Regions from separate parts of the Mus musculus genome. Here all the other regions are linked to region 3. Evidence: chromatin loops called from intact Hi-C (ENCODE). Cell type or tissue: left cerebral cortex. All regions are shown on one strand.

Region 1 (5,000 bases), 100 kb after region 3:
GGAAAGTGCTGTCACCTCTCTCCGTGTGAATGGGTTGTCCGCCTCCTCCTTGTCCACTGATCAGAACATACAGCAGGAGGGAGAGTGTCTGTGTGTTTAGGGTAGACTTTTATAAATGAAGTACTGACAGGTGGGATTCTGAAATATATTCTTCTACATGAAATGTCTTCGCCTTTTATATTTTGGTGATTGTTTTCTTATATGAAGACACAATGCTTCCGCTCCTTTCCTGAGATTATTTAAATCAAACCTCTCTGATTTTTCCCGCTGTCATATTTACTAAAACAATCTGAATTACATGGAATTTAGCACTTTAAGGTGTTCTTTTTCTCACGAAATATATTTAATAAAAATGCTGTGTATGTAGAATTTGTGTTTATTTCATTTAAAGAATAGAGAACCTTCAATACTGATCTGTTAGAAGCTTATTTCCTCACAAAAGACTGCAACTCCTATGTGAAGTAACACAAAAGCTGTTTCTTTAGTGTTTTTTCTTTCATATGAGAAAAAAATTAATTCTAAAATTCTAGTGTTTTTATTATCATTGTATGTATGGATGATACATGTGTATGGGCATGCATGCTTACATGTGGATATCAGAGAACAAATTTGTTGGGTCAGTTTTCTCCTTACACCTTCATGGGAATCGAACTCAGGGCTTCAGGTTTGAACAACCAGCACTCTTATCCACTAAGCCATCTCACCAGCCCTCATATGAAGATTAAAAAAAAAAAAAAGACAAACTGCGTGATTGTTATAAACTTAGTTTGTGATGAAATCATTTGAGTGGATAAAATAATTAGCATTAATTTATTGTCTCCAGTGTCCAAGTACCACAACTAGATTCTTGGACCTCAGCTAAGACAAGTAGAAACAGCCTTTTGACTTACATCCTAGTAGAGACGGCCAGCCAATAAAGCAACAACAAGAAATGAAGCAGGGAAGAAACCGAGAGACCATTGGAGTGGGGGGAGATTTGCTGCAGACTGACTGAGAGCAGAGGGGGAGGTTTTCTGGGTAGCGAGGTCAGGGCTCTCTGAGGAAAAGCAATCGAGTGGGCGCCATGAAAAAGAGACAGATGTGCTCCTCGGGAGTAAAGGGAGGAGAACATGAAAAATATCAGTAGCATCCTACTTGTAGGACTAGATCTAAATCTGAGTTTCTTTCCCCTCTCTGGCTGGAGTTGTGATTCCTCTTTTGGTTTCTGTTTTGTTTGCCTGTGACTTGATGGAGTTGCTTAGAGTAATATGCCACTTTTGAGTTTTTTGAATACCATTGTTCATCATAACTCCAATACTGATCTACATATCACATGTGCTAAGTATGTAGGTATTGTTAGAATGTCCCAATTTATGCCCGCTGAGCAGTTTGTCTGTATCGGAGACAATCCAAAAGCCTGCATTATAATTATCAGCTTGCCTGAAGTAGGCTCTCTAGTGCTTTGGAAGGTCTCTTAAGATTACTACCAAAGAGGGTTGGAATTCCCTCCAGTCTTAGAAAGTAATCCAGTCCCATAGTTCTTTGGATAAAGAATCTGTGTATGGCTGTGAGTCATTTGAGTTAACTTCAAATACTGAAATTTCAGATAGCGCAGGATTAGATTTCTACTACTGGCTAAACATTTTGCTGAGCAACAAAGGAGGTGCATATACAAATGTATGGGCGCTCCTCTCTCCCACTGGCTTCACCTTGAGCCTCTTGGAAATTTCACCAAACTCATAAACTTGGAAGTGTATTAAACATTACACGACAACGGGGAGATCATTTAGAAACAAAAACTGGAGCAACTTGAGATTATCATTTACATCAAATACAGAAAACGTTTGAAAAGATGACTTCGACATCAAAGACTTTTAGAGAATATCTAAAGAGAACATTGATTTTTAAGAATTAGTAAGTTAAATGTTGAAAGAGAAACTAATGGGACAAAGTAGCCTGAATAGGAGAGGCAGTATTCCCCTCAAATTTAAGTACATTTATCCATTGCTTTAAAAATCTAAATCTTAAACGTAGAGTTCAGATTTTCCCCCTAGTGTTGACTGCAGGAAGCAATTAAAAATTATTGAAAAGATGCAGTTTTCAAGTCGCATTTGCTGGACGTCAGACAATTGTTGTCTAAATAGCGAATCTCTTAAAATTAGATAGGATAAATATAACGAATCCACTAAAAGGACTTGTATGGCGAGTAACTCCTAAACTGTGCTTATGCAACGGTTATAGGTCGCCTTTGACTTACATGCGAATACTTTTATAGTGACTTTGGAAATATCAGGAATGTTAGACCATATTAAATCACAAAGATTGTTTTTAAAACGCCTTTAGGAACGAGGGAACTGTAAACACAAACTCCATAATCAGGTTGCTTTGGCCAGGCTTTAGGACAATTCCGTACAGGATTTCAAGTAAACGTTAATCCTTCAGAAGCTCCTTGGCCCTTTTCTGTGCTGCAGTAGCAGCAGCAGCACAAACAGGCAGCGGATAAAATTACCTGAAATCCGCCACCAAGCGGTTCCCATGCCCTCAGGTGCTCAAAGATGCTGCAGACGCGCCCAAGATGCTAGGCGACCGACCAGAGAGGCGCGTCAGCCCTGGAGCCCCGCCCCTACAAGCCCCGCCCCTAGCCCGGCTTCGCCTTAAGCCCCGCCCCGGTGTCGTCGCCTCCGCGGGGCTGAGGATGACGTGAGGAGAAAGCCGCGAACCTCTGCCTCCTGTGGGTGCTGCTGGGCCAGCGGTTCCCACAGCCCCGGAGCCAGACGTGCTGCGAAGCGCACCGCCGAGCTCTCCGGCCGGCGGCCCCCTCACTCCCTCCCAGGCCGGGCCGCTCCCTGTGCGGCCCCTGCGGCTCCTGGCACGGCCCCGCGCTCGGCTGCCGCCCTGGCGCGCTCCACTCTGTCGTCCCCGGACGGGCGCGGACCAGCTCGACCGGGGCGCCGGCGGCTGGGCAGAGGGCGCTGGCCCCGGGGCCGCGCCAGCGCGGCCACCAACCTGGGGCTGTCCGTGGAGGGCGAGTGCTGGTTTCGGGGCGAGGCGACGCCCTTCGGGGCCAACGGGCCGCACGCCGATGTGGCCGTGGGAACGACTCACCCGTTTTCCAGCTCGGGGTCGGGGTCGGGGTCGGCGCCCATGGGGGCCCCGCCTCCGTCTCCTGGCCTGCCCCCGTCGTGGGCCGCGATGATGGCGGCCCTGTACCCGAGCACGGACCTCTCGGGCGTCTCCTCCTCCTCCCTGCCTTCCTCCCCATCCTCCTCGTCGCCCAACGAAGTGATGGCGCTGAAGGATGTGCGAGAGGTGAAGGAGGAGAACACCTTGAATGAGAAGCTTTTCTTGCTGGCGTGCGACAAGGGTGAGAGCTAGGCCCCCTTCTCCACCTCCGGACACCCTAGCACCCACTCCCCGGGTCCGGCCCCTGCCTCAACTTAACTCCTGGCACTCGTGCTTTTCCTTGTGTGCAGCGGCTATTCCCACCTCTGTGCAGCCCGCAGGACTTCTGCCTAATTGAGCTTGAGCAGCAGGCAGGTAGGGCGGGGGCGGTGGACTCGCGCAGGTGGGACGTTTCCATGGCGAGGAGGGAGCCTTGATCCCAAAGTTGCCCCACTTCTGTCACTAATAAACTCTAGTTTGAAGTTACTTCTTCCTTTGGGAGCCAGAGGCTAGTTTTGGACCTAATCCGAAAATTCTACGAATTTCCCTTAAGACTTCTCCGATTTATGGGCTGTCACCTTGTAGGTTTGTTGTTGTTGTTGTTGTTGTTATTTTTAAAAAAGACTTTTACTTCTGTTTAGCATCAGCCAGCAGTGCCTTAGCCTGTTACAGTTGAGTAGTATCCCATTATCTTTAACACAAATAATACGAAAAATCCTGCCCTAGTTGCCGAAACTTTCCCCAAATTTCTGGAACCCCTTTTAAATGTCGGTATTTTTTATTAGGGAGAAAGATTTATTGCTTCAGAGAGTTGGAGGGAGGCAAAGGTAGTAAAAAAAAAAAAAAAGTAAATATAGGCGAAATAATGTGGAATATACTGGTTTTGAATCTAAAAATTGATCACTTTCTGGCCACATTAAAAGACAAGCATGGAACTTGGTTGCTCCCAGATTGCTTTTATCTCTTATCTGAAAAACAAAAAAAGTACTGAAACATTCTCATTCCTCAGTTAAGCAGTTGGATGTTGAAAGGCAGTGTTTATTTGGGAAAACGTTGTTGGAACCATGCAGACTTCTGAAGCCTACTTCCAGAGGCCAGCTCACACTATGGGAAAACTAGTTACAGAAGTTTTTGGATTTGTTCACATATAGAGGTTTAAGTCAACAACATCTCCCTAAACCTTTTAAAGCATTTGAGATAGGTTTTTGTTTTTTTTTACATGATTATGTTTAATCTTAGCCAGGCCAAAAGGCAATCCCTTCTTGACATTTCATCATGGATTTAGAGCCAGGATGGGGAGGGCAGAATTCCCCGTGTCCCCTGGTTCCTCCTAGTTGTCTTCTGTCACCTTCGTGAGAGGCTTGCTGCATTATAAGGAAGGATGCTTTAGGTTTCTGTAGCAGCTTTGTGTGCCTCGGGGCTCAGGATGGTTTCAAAATGTGCAACATTTCCTGGAGAATATATGCCACTGTTGTATTAACACCTTCCTTAATATATTTAGTGGTACTTTCTGTTTTCCCTATTTTGGAGGAGATTTGAAGGGTGTGAGGTTAGGGAGGAGAGCGGTTTGGGTAATTAAGAAGCAGAGACCTGAGTATTTGGTTGAGAAGTTTTATATTGGTAGTCAGCACCTAATATAAAGATGTGTATGATGAGGAAAATAATTTGCATAAAGGAGGGGTGAAGAGAGTATAATTAGTATGTAGGGTACTGGAGCTATATAGGCATCGTTCTATACAGCTCACAAGTGTCACTGGTTATAGAACTTAAGCACTCTGTACAGGGACATTTTGTAAATCACCAAAGCTTTAGAACACACTAGTTGAGAAGTGTACCATGGGAAGTGGTTCGCGGTTATT
Region 2 (5,000 bases), 1.1 Mb after region 3:
TTCGAGGGCTTGGCAGGAAACATGAAGATGAGAGGAGGAGGAGGAGGAAGAGGAAGAGGAGGAGGAGGAAGAGGAGGAGGAGGAAGAGGAAGAGGAGGAAGAGGAAGAGGAGGAAGAGGAGGAGAAGAAGGAGGAGGAGGAAATGATCAAAGGCAAGGCAGTCACTAGGCAGAGGTAACAGCAGGAAAAGTATGCAAACAGGAAGGCAGAGCCAGTCCTCTCTGGCCACCAACTGCAGGGATTTTCAAGCCTTCTCCCTTTCATCCTCTTCCATCAGCCTGGACCTTTCCCAGACTGCCCAATTTAAGAAACTCTGCATTTTGTGTCTTGCCCTTAACTAAAAGTAGAATCCTGTCTTAATGACTACCATTTATAATGCCCAGTTCTACATAATGAGGTCATTGCCAACTCACGGTCAACAGCCCTCACCCACAGTGCTGCAGTGTATACAATTAGCCTCCTTAAATGAAAAATTCATCTAAGTATCAAGTTATGATTTATTTAAGGCAATCCTGGTTTATATATCTATTAAATAGTGTTCTGTTGAAAAATAGAAAGGACTTTTGGATTTGTTTGTTTGGATTTTTGAGATAGGATTTCACTATAACGTTGAAGCGGGCTTTGAACACCCAATCTTCCAGTCTCTTGGATTACAGGCATGTCAGCCATCCCTGGCTAGAAGCTACTTTTGAAAGATCATGCTGTGATGTTCTCAATGAATCTGGTGTCGGTTCTCAGAGTATTGTCTTGCATTTGTTTGCTTCTTCTGAGTAGAGAACCTTTGCCACGTCGAAGACCCAATGGTCCTAGAAAAAGTCCTTGCTGGCGAGTTACCGTTGCAGTTTTGAGGAGATTAAAATAGTATCCCAGAAAATATTACAACTTGAATATTAAATGTCTGGTATGGGGTTATGTGTTTGAACACCTGGTCCCCAGTTAGTGGCACTGTTTGGGAAGGTTGTAGAACATTTAGGAAGTGGAACCTTACTGCAGGAAGTAGAAATAGGGGGTAGATCTTGAGCCTTTATAGCCCAGTCCTAATTCATGTTCCCAGTCTTATGCTGTTGACCTAAACATGTAGGTTCAGAGTCAGGGGAAGGGCAAGGAGTTGTCCCTTTGTCATGAAATCTAACAAACATTCCATTTATTTGGAATCTAACATTTCCCTGATCACTTCAGACTCCCAATGCCCTCAAGTCAACAGACATGAAAGATACAAGATTGAAGGGGTCTTTGGGTCTTCTTACATTGTACCAAGGATATAGAGAGCTACTAAGGTCAAGAAATATGTGACAGGGTCAAAGTACCTGCAAAGATGCTACCATAAGAAACTGAGGCCACTTGAGAAACTGGAAGATCTCACTATAACGTTGAAGCAGGCCTTGAACACCCAATCTTCCAGCCCAGAGCCAGCAGGATGTCCATAGACAAAAACTGCACTCAGAGTGAACCTATCCTATGAGAGAGGTTATGCGTGCTACAGAGCAGAGCTGGTAGCAAAGCTACCTAAGCTATTTGGACTGAGATGATTCCACCATGAGTCCCAAATGCCAGGCATGGAGGTACAGGGTCTTTTTCCTCCATTCTGGGTGCCATCTTTCTTCAGATCACTCATTCTTTATTATGCTCCATTTCTCCTTTTTTCAAATATGAGTGTATACGCTGCACCCTTGTATGTCAGAAGCATATACTTTAAAAATGTTTATTTATAGAGAGTCACAATTAGGAGATTGCCTCAAGTTTCTAAAAAGACTTTAGACTTTGGATTTTTTTTTTTTAATATTGTTGAGACTATTAAAGACCAGAAGGAACTTGCAAAGTTGGGTGGGATATGTTTTGCATCAAGACTTGGCCATGGGCCTGTGAGCGGCAGAAGTAATTTAAATGTACATAGCCCCACATAGGCGCAGATATTTCAACCCTTGGTCCATACTTAGTGGTGATGTTTGGAAGGTTGTAGAACCTTTAGAAGGTGGAACCTTGCTGAGGTGTGTGTGGGGTTGGGGACAGGCTGTGAGACTTTACATGCCAGCTCCACCTCTTGTTCAGTAGATGCTGGCATAAAGTGAACAGCCTGCCCCATGTCTTCCCTGATCACTACCCTGCCTTCCCCACCGCAATAGACTATATATCCCTGGAATTGGGAGCCAAAAGAGCCTTCTCTCCATGAAGTTAGTTTTGAGGGTGTATTTTGGTTCCAGCAACAGAAACGTTACTAACACAGGCAGACTTGTAGCTGCTTGGAGACAAGATTGTTGGCTGAGAACCTGAGCCGAGGTGGGGTGGTGGGATGATAACAGAATTACTAGCAGACAATTTCAGACCTCCAACCTACAGCAGAGTCAGAGCCAAGCAAATCCAGACCTTAAGATGAAATCTGTGCCATTTAATAATTATCTCAACTATCTCAAACTAATATTTATTAGTTACATGGCGGGCATCCCGTTCTCAGCTTTACAAGTATTCACTCTTTTTTATCTTACCAACATTGTGGGTTCTCTTATTTCCCAGCTGAAGACACCACGATAAAGTTAAATAAGCTGCCAATTTTGTGTAAGGAAAAGGAAGGATTGGAGAAATCTTTCTGGTCATAATCGCTGTCTATAACTATTTGGCAACACTATAACTTTCCACATCAAACATGTCATGCCAGTCAGTAGATGACAGATTATCTGAGGACTGCCAATGTCGTCCCCAGAGAGTTCCCCACACCAGAGGTCAGACTTGTCAAATCAAAATGGGCATATGGCCCAACCACCCACTCAACTCTCCTCCTGGATACTAAGCACTAGGATTGAAATGACATTTTTATGATTGGTCTTTTTTTCTGCTGAGAAACAGTACAATCTCTTTAACAGTTGCTTTCCTTTTTACTGGACACACACACACACACACAGAGAGAGAGAGAGAGAGAGAGAGAGAGCCCATGAGCAGACACAAAGAGATGCACAGAGATACAAAGTGAGCAATTGCTGTCTAGCACCTACATCCAGGACTTTCTTGAGACCCAGTCTCCTTTTCTGGCAGCAGATTTGATGAAAGCTAAGCTATCCAAGCTGCTCCATATTCCTTACTGTCAGTCAGGTCACCATCCTGACTCAAACCCCACAAAGGGTCTGTGTGGTCCCTCCTTGTCCCTGTTTAATGCACCTTATGCATTTCTGTCTTCTTTCTGGTAAGGTATCATCCTTCCTTAAGTCTGGGCAGGATTCAGTGTTAGAGAGCTCTAAGAGCATCGGGAAGAAGCACATGTCTGTTTTCTATTGGAAAGACTGGCAACAAAACTACCCAGCCAAAGTCACTGCAGGTCAGATCCCCGAGTGCAGAGCTCACACACTGCATTGTGAGCGTTGGGGAACACTGCAGACGGGCTGAGAAAATAGACAGACTCAGAGCCTTAATCTCACCATGTGCTTCCTGAATTTCCCCAAACAGCCTTCTTTAGACAACATGTCCAGACGAGCTACATGCTGCCAACATGGAAAAGACAGGAAACCCTGGCTTTATAGAGACAGTTAAAATAGTAACTACTACTGTCATACCTAATAGCACAAACACTGTTTGTCTTCATAGAATACTTTCATTGAATTTGAGTTGCTTCAATTTAATTGAAAGCAAATGACACGAAATCCTTAATAAACAGCAGAATCGGATAGAAGCACAATTTTTATATTTCAAAACAAAACTTGGCAATATCTTCTATTAATTGTAAGGTGATCATCAAAGCGACTTCGCCATATGAACCCTACTTCTGTGATTATCTCCCCCAGGTTGGCCTGAGCTTCCTGGAGTGATTCAAGAGTGTGTTTATGAAGGTCCTGCGACCTTCCCTCTTTTACAAATAAAAAATGCTTAGGTCTAAAGGAAGCTACACAGCTCAGGAGCAGGTTGGCACTGAAGTGTGAGTCAGTGGTTTCTGGTAAAGGCAATTAGCATTTTACCTGAGAAGGCTGAGTTTTCAGGGTCCTGACTGTAGGCTGTGGAGTTCTGATACCAGAACTCAAGTAAGGGAACAGACAGAAGCTACCGGCAGAATCAGAAGCCCAGATGGAAGCAGTTGGTCCTGGATCTATCCTTTCCCACAAACAAAAGAGAATTACTTAGTAGGTCTCAGGCTTTTTTTTTTTTTTTTTTACATATTTGACCAAGATGTCCTTAAATGCCTGATATAAGATATTACCACTGGGTTTTGGGTGGCAACAGACCTAACCAGTGTGACAATGTGGAAATTCACAAGGTACAACTCACAGTGGCATTCAGAGATGCACATTGGCCACCAAAGCAAGAAGTATTTAGTGCACACGTCTTAGAGTGCGCATCTTTCTCTTTTTTTCCATTGATGTTTACTTGCTAGACTCTGAACAAAGAGATTTTTAAGTTGCAAGAATCCAGACATCTGATTTAAAATATCTTCATAAACAAATCAGTCCCAACAGTTGATGTGTGGTTTGGTCACTGTGGCTTCGCAGAGACAAACACAACCCCTTCCATCTCTCTTTGATAATAAAATATCAGCACGGGATGTACCCTCCCACTTCTTCATATCAATTCAGCCTTCTGTGATAGGTGTTACTAAAAAATCCTTTGAAGTGCTTGTTTGGACATGCAGGATTTTCTTTAATACACCAACTGATAAATAATTCCTCTCTGCAATCTTTCAAACTGGAAAAAAATAGTCTTGAAAATTGAAGGGAAGAAAAAAATGCATTTCACATGTCTTCATGTGCGCCATAAACCATAGACTATGGCTCAGGAGCGCCACCTAGTGGAAATCTAGAGGTAAGGAGTATTGAAAACCCAGAATACAGAAAACATGGAATGAGGCATCAAGTCAGAGGAATTATCTCTTTTCCATATAAAGTGTGTGATAAGACAACAGGTACATTTATCTCCAAAATTATTATCTATTGTCTTCTCTGCTAAGATATACTAAGATCTCTGATCCTTCAGTGCTCCCTTTTGAAACATTGTCCCAGGACAGTTGTGATCTTTCCTCTTCA
Region 3 (5,000 bases):
TGTGGATCAAGATGTAAGCACTCAGCTAATTCACCAGCGCCATGCCTGCCTGCCTGTCGCTTTGGTCTCTGCCATAATAGTCATGGATTCCAACCCTCTGAAACTGTAAGCAAACCCCCAATAAACTGTTAATCTCTAAGTTGCCTTGGTCATAGTGTCTCTTTTTCCAGCAACAGAACAGCAACTAAGACTCATGCCTTCCTTTATGCTAGACAGACACCTAGACAGACCTTCCAGATGATCTTGGAAGCAGCCCCACAGACTGGGATCACACCCCTGAAATCTTTCTCTCCTTTCAAAGCTGCTGTAAGGAACTGACAGGCGCAGCTAGCTGTGGTCAGGAGTCTCACAAGCCTGCATGCCTCTGTCCTCACAGCACTCATAAAAAACAATAGCCTCATCTCACTACCTCACTGCTGCCCAGGGGCCAAGGCAGCTTGACTAATGTCACACATTAACTACCCCATTCCCCTAGCCAGTGTCTCCTTGACTCCTGTCATCCATGTCCCGCAACACAGGTCATCTATTAACTAAGCCTGCTTCCTCAGAGTGCAAGGATCACACCCTCCCTTAGAAGCCTTTAAGAATGTGCACTGGCTTGGTTTTGTATGCTGGGGACTGAAGCCTCTTTCCTTAGGCCCCAGCTGTTCTGCCTGTGGAGTTAATAACTGTCTTAATAAAGCTCTCAGTGCCTTCCTCCCGGGTCCACCTCCCCTCCTCTCATGGCTTTCAGATGGCTAAGTCCAATAGAGACTGATCACTTTTTTCTTCTTACACGATTTGCCGGTCTAGATTGCTGCATCCCTGGAATGTGTTCTCTGATTAGCCCGTGTTTTAGCAGTATGTCCTTTGCCATCTTTCTTCACTTTTCCTTAGGGGTTTCCCCCTCTCTTTTTTCTTTTTCCCCCTCCCCAACTGCACGGCACCAGGGGTCTTCATTGCTCCTTTTTATTCTTGGGTAACTTTATTCCTTCTGAAGACCTCAGGTAACTCCCATCGCTTGAGCACTCTGGAGCTCACTACCTGTTCCCTGCGAACTCTTCGGGCTCTGTTTCATCTGTCTACCTCTTTACCGGATTTTACTACCTTAAATGTTCTCAGGCACTTTATTTTTGTTTGTTTGTTTTTTTTAATAACAAGAAAACAAAGCAGAACACGTCTACAGGGAAGGCGAGCTAGACCGGGTCTCACATGCTTAGACTAGCCTTGAACGCTTGCTTCTCCTCCTCCACCTCCCAAAGACAGGGCTTTCAGAGCTGCACTAACACAAATATAACAAAAGTAGGTAAATAAATCTACCACCCACCCAAGAGTTCTCTCATTTGGTCAAGTCTCTGTCCCCACTGTTCCCACTTGGGCATCTGACCTGGGACCTTGTGCAAGTATTCTACTGAACTACACACCCCAGCCTTCACCAGTCTCTGTTAATTTACGAACACCCTTCCAATGCCCCCTTTCCCCAGGTGGGTAATTTTAAATGAAATCCCAGATGTACCATCAATGTATCTGTGATTGCTTTGGTTTGTATTTCTAGAATTCTATTTCCTAAATATCAAACCCACAGATTTCCTGTCAGATCTCATCACCACATTCTGTTCTCAGTTGATCATCACGCCTTGTCTAACTTATTTCCCAAGCGTTCTAGGGTGTGTTAGTGCAGGTCTGTAATCCCAGTCTTTGGGAGGTGGAGGCTGGAGGAGCTGGGGCTCAAGGCTAGTCTGGGTACGTGGGGCCCTGTCTAGCTTGGTTTCCCAAGGCTTACTTTTTCTTTAACCCATCCTCTATATTGGGGGCTTCCTGCCTTTTTTTTTAGGTTAATAGTATTGTTAAAAAAATTTAAATATATGTTTTAAGTTTTGCTTGTTTTGTTTGAGACAGGGTCTTGGTGTGTACCATTGGCCAACCTGCAACTCAATCCAAGCTGGCCTTGAACTTGCAATGATTCTATTACCTACCATACCCCTGTCTCCTGAATGTGGGGATTACAGTGTGAACCACTATGTCCAGGAAGTATATGTCTTTGTGTACAGGTTTTATTAAGCATGTAGATTCAGTACTACATTCTACAATACATAATGTAAATCGTAAAATATAAATCTTAAGTGAGATTATGTAAGCCACTTTAGAAATTACTTTCTGTACTTAAATGTCTACTGCCTTAGTATACAAACTCATTTGGTAATTTGTGTATTTTCCTTTCTGTGGTGTTGAGGACAGAACCTAGGGCCTCATGCATGCGTGTCTAGCATTTGGGAAGATGGTGTTTGGGGAGGCAGGTGAAGCTCTAAAGCAGAAAGTTTGGTATATCCAATGTCCCTGCTATTTGCTAAGCTTTGTGTCCTAGGAGTGTGAACAAAGTTATACTAACCAACCTGAAAATTTTTCATTAGTCATGTATATAGGATTTTCCGTTAGTGAGAGTTACTATCAAAATGGCCGCTAGGTGGCAGTACAGCCCCATTGAGACTTTTGTGACTGCAGTGCTGAACATGCTGTTTTTCATTTACTGTATTATGTCAGGGTTTCATTGTATAATGCACCGTGGAAAGGGCATACATTTTAGTAAATCCTAAATGAGACAAGAGTGTAAACAGTTTCAAAGTTTCTGTACTTGGTATATGAGTTAGTTCTGTTATTGGTGCATTGTTACTTTTTGTGGCGCTGGCTATAGAATATGAGGCCTCTGCATGCTTACTTAATAAGCCCTCTGGTACCAAGCTATCACCAGTCCTCCATAGTTGATGTAATTTCAGGAAGGCTTGGAGCTGTTCTACTCTATAGAATACAGCCTTTGCAAAAGTCAAGCCTTCTCCAGTAGGATGGTTATGGATTGATTATTGTACATGGGTGAAAGTTACAAGGGAGAATAGGTCTGTTGTTATCTGCTGGGTATAGTCTCAAGTGATGGGCGCTCTAACTATGAACCATCATTCTGAAACTTTGTAAAGGAAAACAATAATAATTCCCTGGAGACAGACTGCACAAGTGTACCCGTCTCATTTAGTAGAGACACGGAAATAAAACCCAGACCGAATCTACTCAGCAAAGCCATTTGTCTTTCCATTTCTACAACAGTTGTGTGTATATATACACACATATACACATACATACATACATACACACACACACACATACATACATACATACATATATACATACGTACAAAAACTAAGGCTTCACTGAATTTAGAAGTGATTTATAAAGGACAAAGACTACCCACACACATGGTAGCTTTCTGAATAGGTAACAAATTGTTGTCATTGAAATTGAAAAGGTTTCCAATATGACCCTGAGGGTGTATAAAATATAACAGTAATGATTAGAATAATTGTTTTTTACTGTTTTCAAAATACTTTCCTGTTCCAGGTAGTCGTTCAAGCTGATTAAGCAGGAGGGAAAGCTCTGAAATGTGACCAAGCACCACAATAACCTTTAAGGAGAGCTCCGTAAAGCGGGCTTCTGGAAACATGCCCAGAGGTTCAGAGGAAAGAGAAGTCAGAAAGGAAGTTCAGATTTTACATATCTTTTTTCAGTTACAGGTAAATGTAGAAAATAATTACTTCTGGCTTTCAGAAAGGCAGCGTCAGAGAGTGGGGGCAGGCAGGTCATGCACCTGGGTTCTTGTGTCACCAAGCGGCCCAGAATCTCGAGACGCTGTCGCTTTGATGCCTGCATAATTTCATCTGTAAGCAGCGATGGGTGTCTGGGGAGTGTGGCTCTGCCATGCTGCTGCATGTCTGTTTGTCTGTTTTCTCGGATGGCTTGCCATCTGTCTCAGCTAACGTGTGAGACTCCTGTCCCCACTGCCGCTGCTCAGTGCGCTCACTTCCCTCTAGGACAGTTGTTCAGTTCCAGTTGCCCTGACTCGTCTCTGTCCACTTCAAACGCCAGACTGCCCATTTAGCTTTAAATTCCCATCACACCTTCACATTCCTGAAGGCTGACTTTTTTATGTTTGTTTCTTTGTTTGTTTGTTTTTTGACAGGGTTTCTCTGTGTAGCCCTGGCTGTCCTGGAACTCACTCTGTAGACCAGGTTGGCCTCAAACTCAGAAATCCACCTGCCTCTGCCTCCCAAGTGCTGGGATTAAAGGCATTCGCCACTACTGCCCGGCTAAAGGCTGACTTTTAGACACACAGCAGCCCTAGCAGGAGAGGAAAGGATCAAACAGAAGGGGTGGAGACTTGTTTCCAGCTCTGTCTTATTCCTTAGATTATTCTTTTTCTCCTCTAAGTGATGTTTTTAAAAAATAAAATTAACATAAATCCAGAGCTGAACTGAATGTTGTTAAACTGGATATTGCCCTTTTCCCTTCTATTGCTTTCTACTTAATTCTATTTAAAAAAAAAAAAGCTAAATAAACTCAAAATGTTTATCTTATACTTCCTGGTTTTCTTCAGCATGCATCACGGTTAGACTTGGTACCCATCAACAGATGGATGGATAAAGGCAGTGTGGTTTGTATACACAATGAAATACTATTCAGTCATAAAGATGAATGAAATAATGACATGTGCAGGCAGCTGGGCAGGGCTGGAGATTACTATGTTACCAAATAATCAGACTCAGAAAAGACAAATATCATGTTTTCTCTCATGTGTGGAGTCTAGATAAAAAACAATAACCAAACCAATGACTCACTGCAGTGAACATTTGCAAGTGAAGATGTGTGACACACTGTGACATGCTACAGCTATTGTGACAAGATGTTTCCTATGCTTTGGTTTGGTTATTTTTTGTTTTTGTCTTTGTATTTTGCCTTATTTTTTCTCTCTCTCTCTCTCTCTCTCTCTCTCTCTCTCTCTCTGTGTGTGTGTGTGTGTTATTTTGGTGGGGAGGTTGCAAGGGCAGCGGGAAGATATAATGAGACGGAGAGATGAGTGGGACTGGGTTGCAGGATGTGAAACTCACAAAGAATCAATAAAAAGTTTTAAAACAACAACAATAACTTGAAAATAGAAGAGGTATTTGGGGAGAGAAATGTGACAAGAAAAGGACAAG
Region 4 (5,000 bases), 140 kb after region 3:
AGCCACATAAATTTTTTTATTGGAAAAAAATTATATTTTGGAAGAATTCACTACATAAGGTGACAAAATTCCAAAATCAAATTACATGAAAATATACATCGCAATTTCTTTGTACAATAGGTGATGAAAATCTGCTGTAAGAAGAAACAAATATGGACTAAGGAGAAGGGTAATAGGACAAATATCATTTTAATAGCAATCCCAGACGTAGAAAGCCTGTAGCTGCGAATGCTATAATCATCCAACCTTAATAGACAACTTAAAGGCGAAAATAAACCAAATCTGGATTTTTGTATTGTTTGAAATAAATTTCACTAAAATGAACTTAGAACAGCCTTTACACTTTGTTTTTAAAGTTCTCAGGAGATAATGACTAGGATCAAGAGCTCTCAACAGCCAGGCGTGGTGGTGCACGCCTTTAATCCCAGTGCTTGGGAGGCAGAGGCAGAGGCAGGCAGATTTCTGAGTTCCAGGCCAGCCTGGTCTACAGAGTGAGCTCCAGGACAGCCAGGGCTACACAGAGAAACCCTGTCTCGAAAAAAACAAACAAACAAACAAAAAAAAACCCAAACAAACAAAAAGAAGCCACATAAATATAAGCATTTATTTTCTTTTTTTTAATTAGGTATTTTCCTTGTTTACATTTTCAATGCTATCCCAAAGGTCCCCCATACTCACCCCCCCAATCCCCTACCCACCCACTCCCCCTTTTTGGCCCTGGTGTTCCCCTGTACTGGGGCATATAAAGTTTGCAAGTCCAAAGGGCCTCTCTTTCCAGTGATGGCTGACTAGGCCATCTTTTGATACATATGCAGCTAAAGACAAGAGCTCCCCAGTACTGGTTAGTTCATATTGTTGTTCCACCTATAGGGTTGCAGTTCCCTTTAGCTCCTTGGGTAATTTCTCTAGCTCCTCCATTAGGGGCCGTGTGACCCATCCAATAGCTGACTGTGATCATCCACTTCTGTGTTTGCTAAGCCCCGGCATAGTCTCACAAGAGAGAGCTATATCTGGGTCCTTTCAGCGAAATCTTGCTAGTGTATGCAATGGTGTCAGCATTTGGAAGCTGATTATGGGATGGATCCCTGCATATGGCAATCACTAGATGTCCTTTCCTTTTATCTCTGCTAACTGGCCTTTAGATAATCTTTATGTTACCAGCAATGGTGATGCTTGCCTATAATCCTAGCATATGAGAAGCTGAGGCAGGAAGATTGTGAGTCTGATGGCAAGATTGTCTGTGTCTCAAAAACAACAACAAATACGAGGAGATGAAGATCTCTGTCCTTCTTCTCCCTCCACAGCAGTGATACCCTTTGAAGACTGTGTGTGACAGGAGCTGTGTATTTAGTACTCATGGTAATGGTTTATAATACAATGGCTTTTGTCAGGTAGCTGGGGTTGTTGGGTTTATTTTTTGTATTCCCACAGCTGGAGCTTTGATGCTCTTAACATAACATATTGAAATTTAACCAGGCTAAATAAAGGGTGTGGCTTATGAATCATGTGTTTGTTTTTCTTTTACTACTGGGTAATTTCATATTTAACACATAGTTTTCCCAACAGTTTTAATGTACACCCATGTGATGTGTCCACAGATTTCAATGGGACAGATGTTACAAGATTTTGGGAAATTTCTGGGAATGTTCCTCCTTGTTCTGTTTTCCTTCACGATTGGACTGACTCAGCTCTATGACAAAGGGTACACTTCCAAAGAGCAGAAGGACTGTGTGGGCATCTTCTGCGAACAGCAAAGCAATGACACCTTCCACTCGTGAGTGTCTTCAGAGTTTACTAGATGGACTTTATTGAGTTCTGTGTGGCTACTCATTACACAAACACAGCTTAAATTGTTCTTTAAAGAAATCCTTTTTGAGTGTCTGTAAGCATTAACAAATGCTCATTTTTCTTGAATCATTTTCATCATCTTTACCTATAGGATCTTAAGTAGTAGATCCAAATCATTCTATGTGTCTTTTCTACTGAAATCTGTCTGAAGAGAGGACATTTGACATTTTTACACTCTTAACACTTTGGGAAATTTCTTCTGTCCATCCCATATATTAGAATGTTCAGCATCTCTGCCTTTAAACTAGTAGTACATGTAGCAACTCTTGGTTACCAGTGCAACCCAGAGCACTCATGTTTTCATTGTTTACAGTTGAGGACTATTAGAGCTTGAGGACCAGTTCCCTGGTATATCATAAAGAATGGTACAGCCACTATAATTTAGACAGAATACTCCACTAGGTTCCTTTTCCAGTGCTGGGGGGGGGGCTTGTCTGAACCAGGGTATGTATACGCCAGGCAAGTGCTAAACACCAAAGTTACACCCCCAGTCTTACTCTCCTCGTCATTAAATAAAATACAGACAAGTATTGACTTGTATATTTGCGTGTTCTTATCATGTGTCAAAGTGTTCCCTCATTTAATGAATAAGATTTCTGGGCTGGCCAAGATAGACAGGCAGTGGGGGTGATCATGTAAGACCTTGCTGTTATTGTAATGATTTGGAGCTATTGTAATTTAAAGTCACCTGAAGGCTGAAGTAGAGGACTGATAGAATCTAACTAGATACCCCATGGACTACTGTATTGGGACTAGAAAGGCAGCAAAAGAAATTAAATAGGAATGATATCTTTGCACATATTTCCTCATTTAAAATAAAATCTTTAGGGGCTGGACAGATGTCCTAGTGGTTCAGAGCACTTACTGCAGAAGACCTGGGTTTGGTTTCCCTCACCCACCTGGTGGCTCACAGCTGTAACTTCAGTTCCAGGGGATTTGGTGCCCTCTTTTGACCTCAACAGGATTCTGCATGCATGTGGTATGCATACATACACTCAGGTACACACACATAAAATAAAAATAACATTAAAAATAAGACTATATATACTGTGAAAATAAAAATAAAACAAAAAATATTTTATAATGTATTATACAAGAATTACTAATGGTTCCTGTATATAGTTTTGACATAAATGCATTATCTGTTCTTGCTAATTCATTTCCTTTTTAAAGAGAATGTACTTGCCCTTACAGGTTCATTGGCACCTGCTTTGCTCTGTTCTGGTACATCTTCTCCTTAGCGCACGTGGCCATCTTTGTCACCAGGTTTAGCTATGGGGAAGAGCTGCAGTCCTTCGTTGGAGCTGTGATTGTTGGAACTTACAATGTTGTGGTTGTGATTGTGCTGACGAAGCTGCTCGTGGCGATGCTTCACAAGAGCTTCCAGCTGATAGCAGTAAGTGCTGTCTTCACATCCCATGAGATGTGGGAAACCAAGTAACTAAGGATGACAGAATCTATGAATAATATTTTAAAATTAAATATAGACTTAAAAATATAATGTCTAGCAACTTCACATCTTTGACCAATTCTTTTAGTCTATAAGATGTGGTAACATACAGACAGTTTTAATCAGTATCTCCACCAACCTTCCCATATGCATTCAGCTTGTGTCCGTTCTTATTTTATCCTGCTTTTCCTCATAGAATCATGAGGATAAAGAATGGAAGTTTGCTCGAGCAAAGCTATGGCTTAGCTACTTTGATGACAAATGTACACTGCCCCCACCTTTCAACATTATTCCTTCTCCAAAGACGATCTGCTATATGATCAGTAGCCTCAGTAAATGGATTTGCTCGCATACCTCGAAAGGCAAGGTCAAACGTCAAAACAGTTTAAAGGTGAGATTAGAGCTTTGAATTGCACCACAGTTTTACAACTGTTCATTTCAATTGTAGTTCTTTCTTTGTCTTATTTATTGATCCTCATTCTTACTATGTAGCTGGCATGGAACTTGGCTTTGTATACCAGGATGGTCTACAATTTGCGTCCTGTGTGTGCCTATGATGGGCTGCGATGGTGGGTGCTTGCTGCCAGCTAAGTCTGGCCGTGCCCAGCTCAGATGCTTCACAGTGCAGATATGCAGGGTTGATAAGAGCTATGCTGACCTGTTTCACTTATATGCCTAATGTGTGATTTACTATATCGTATAAAACTCAATAAATAATTGACAATACAAAATAGAACTAAGGATTTTTTTAGTTGGCTTGGTTCTTTTTTTAGTTTTCAAGTTTCCCTAACACATGAACTCCATTCCCATAGACTTTCACTATAGATTTAAGGAACGATTATTAGTTCATACTGTTTTTAGGTCTTGAAACTTACTCAGTGTATTTCTTATCCAATGTGTGCTTCTTGTAAACCATGGATTGGTAAGTTTCCTAAAAGACCAGACAATAAATATTTCACATTCTGTAAACCAAACAAAACAGAAAACACCATCTCAGAAGTTATATAAGAGAAAATTTCCAGAAACTTATAGATGAAATTAAAAATATATCAGTAGGTAGCAGTTACTGTAAAAGGTTACTAGGGAAAACAGAATTCCCTGTGGTCTGGTTGAATTTTTGCTTAATTAGAGTTGAAAACCAAGTTGTCCATCATGAAATCACTACAGAGATTCATCTGTAAACCCTTGCTTACTCACACAGTAAGAGAGACAGGGATAGTTAGGGGTCTCTCATGGCAGTTTATGTGTCTCTGCAGTAGACCGAGCATCACTGAGACTAAGCTTTTTCAGTGAAATCAGCCTAAATGAGAGTGAATGAAACAGATATGCAGCCTATATTATCTTAAGCATATACTGAGTATGATTTATTCCAAAGTAAACTATCCTCTAAATGTATTGAAAATACATATCTGTGATTCTATTATTTAAATATTGTCTCTAGGGCTGAAGGATGACATGATGGCAGATGTTTGTCTAGCAGGCTTGCGGCCCTGAGCACACCCAGGCACTGCAAATATATATGTATATATGTGTGTGTGTATACATGTTCTTACATGTATATGACTGTACATACACATATGTTGTTCTGCTGTCATTAATTACCATATGGTTGCTTGTTTTGAAGGAGTGGAGAAACTTGAAGCAAAAGAGAGACGAGAACTACCAGAAGGTGATGTGCTGCCTGGTGCACCGCTACCTGACG

Evidence for each region. Peaks named below come from ENCODE experiments on the same cell type or tissue, not always from the same donor. Only the 100,000 strongest peaks of a DNase experiment are listed, where the experiment ranks them.
Region 1: a loop joins it to region 3, with 3.0 times the contacts of the local background. A loop is called at or near these places in 17 of 42 quality-filtered maps.
Region 2: a loop joins it to region 3, with 2.9 times the contacts of the local background. A loop is called at or near these places in 6 of 42 quality-filtered maps.
Region 4: it touches region 3 in a loop (2.9-fold over the local background); 8 of 42 quality-filtered maps call a loop at or near these places.

The regions. Positions count from the first base shown.
Region 1 is chr9:95,748,011-95,753,010 of GRCm38, reverse strand. It overlaps Trpc1 (transient receptor potential cation channel, subfamily C, member 1), which reads left to right and starts at 2,663. Exons shown (of 13, transcript NM_011643.4): 1 at 2,663-3,343. The coding sequence starts at 3,172. It overlaps Pls1 (plastin 1 (I-isoform)), which reads left to right. Exons shown (of 16, transcript NM_001033210.3): 16 at 1-369. In left cerebral cortex, CTCF peaks have their summits at 2,027 and 2,725; DNase peaks (open chromatin) are centred at 2,648, 3,394 and 4,417; H3K4me3 peaks cover 2,998 bases; H3K27ac peaks cover 1,237 bases.
Region 2 is chr9:94,738,750-94,743,749 of GRCm38, reverse strand. The region is part of intron 4 of Slc9a9 (solute carrier family 9 (sodium/hydrogen exchanger), member 9); the gene reads right to left. Among named protein-coding and RNA genes, the nearest start is that of Mir7656, 11 kb to the left of the region's middle. In left cerebral cortex, a CTCF peak has its summit at 4,769 (motif pointing left); DNase peaks (open chromatin) are centred at 280, 2,259 and 4,750; H3K27ac peaks cover 821 bases.
Region 3 is chr9:95,850,557-95,855,556 of GRCm38, reverse strand. 1700065D16Rik (RIKEN cDNA 1700065D16 gene) reads left to right here. Exons shown (of 2, transcript NM_001271569.1): 2 at 1-139. The coding sequence ends at 109. Among named protein-coding and RNA genes, the nearest start is that of Atr, 4.5 kb to the left of the region's middle. In left cerebral cortex, a CTCF peak has its summit at 2,429 (motif pointing right); DNase peaks (open chromatin) are centred at 2,440 and 2,722.
Region 4 is chr9:95,706,890-95,711,889 of GRCm38, reverse strand. Trpc1 (transient receptor potential cation channel, subfamily C, member 1) reads left to right here. Exons shown (of 13, transcript NM_011643.4): 10 at 1,599-1,774; 11 at 3,043-3,244; 12 at 3,495-3,689; 13 at 4,923-5,000. It overlaps Gm39407 (a long non-coding RNA gene), which reads right to left and starts at 4,982. Exons shown (of 3, transcript XR_871033.3): 1 at 4,901-4,982; 2 at 4,174-4,260; 3 at 3,203-3,289. In left cerebral cortex, a CTCF peak has its summit at 2,765 (motif pointing left); a DNase peak (open chromatin) is centred at 1,677.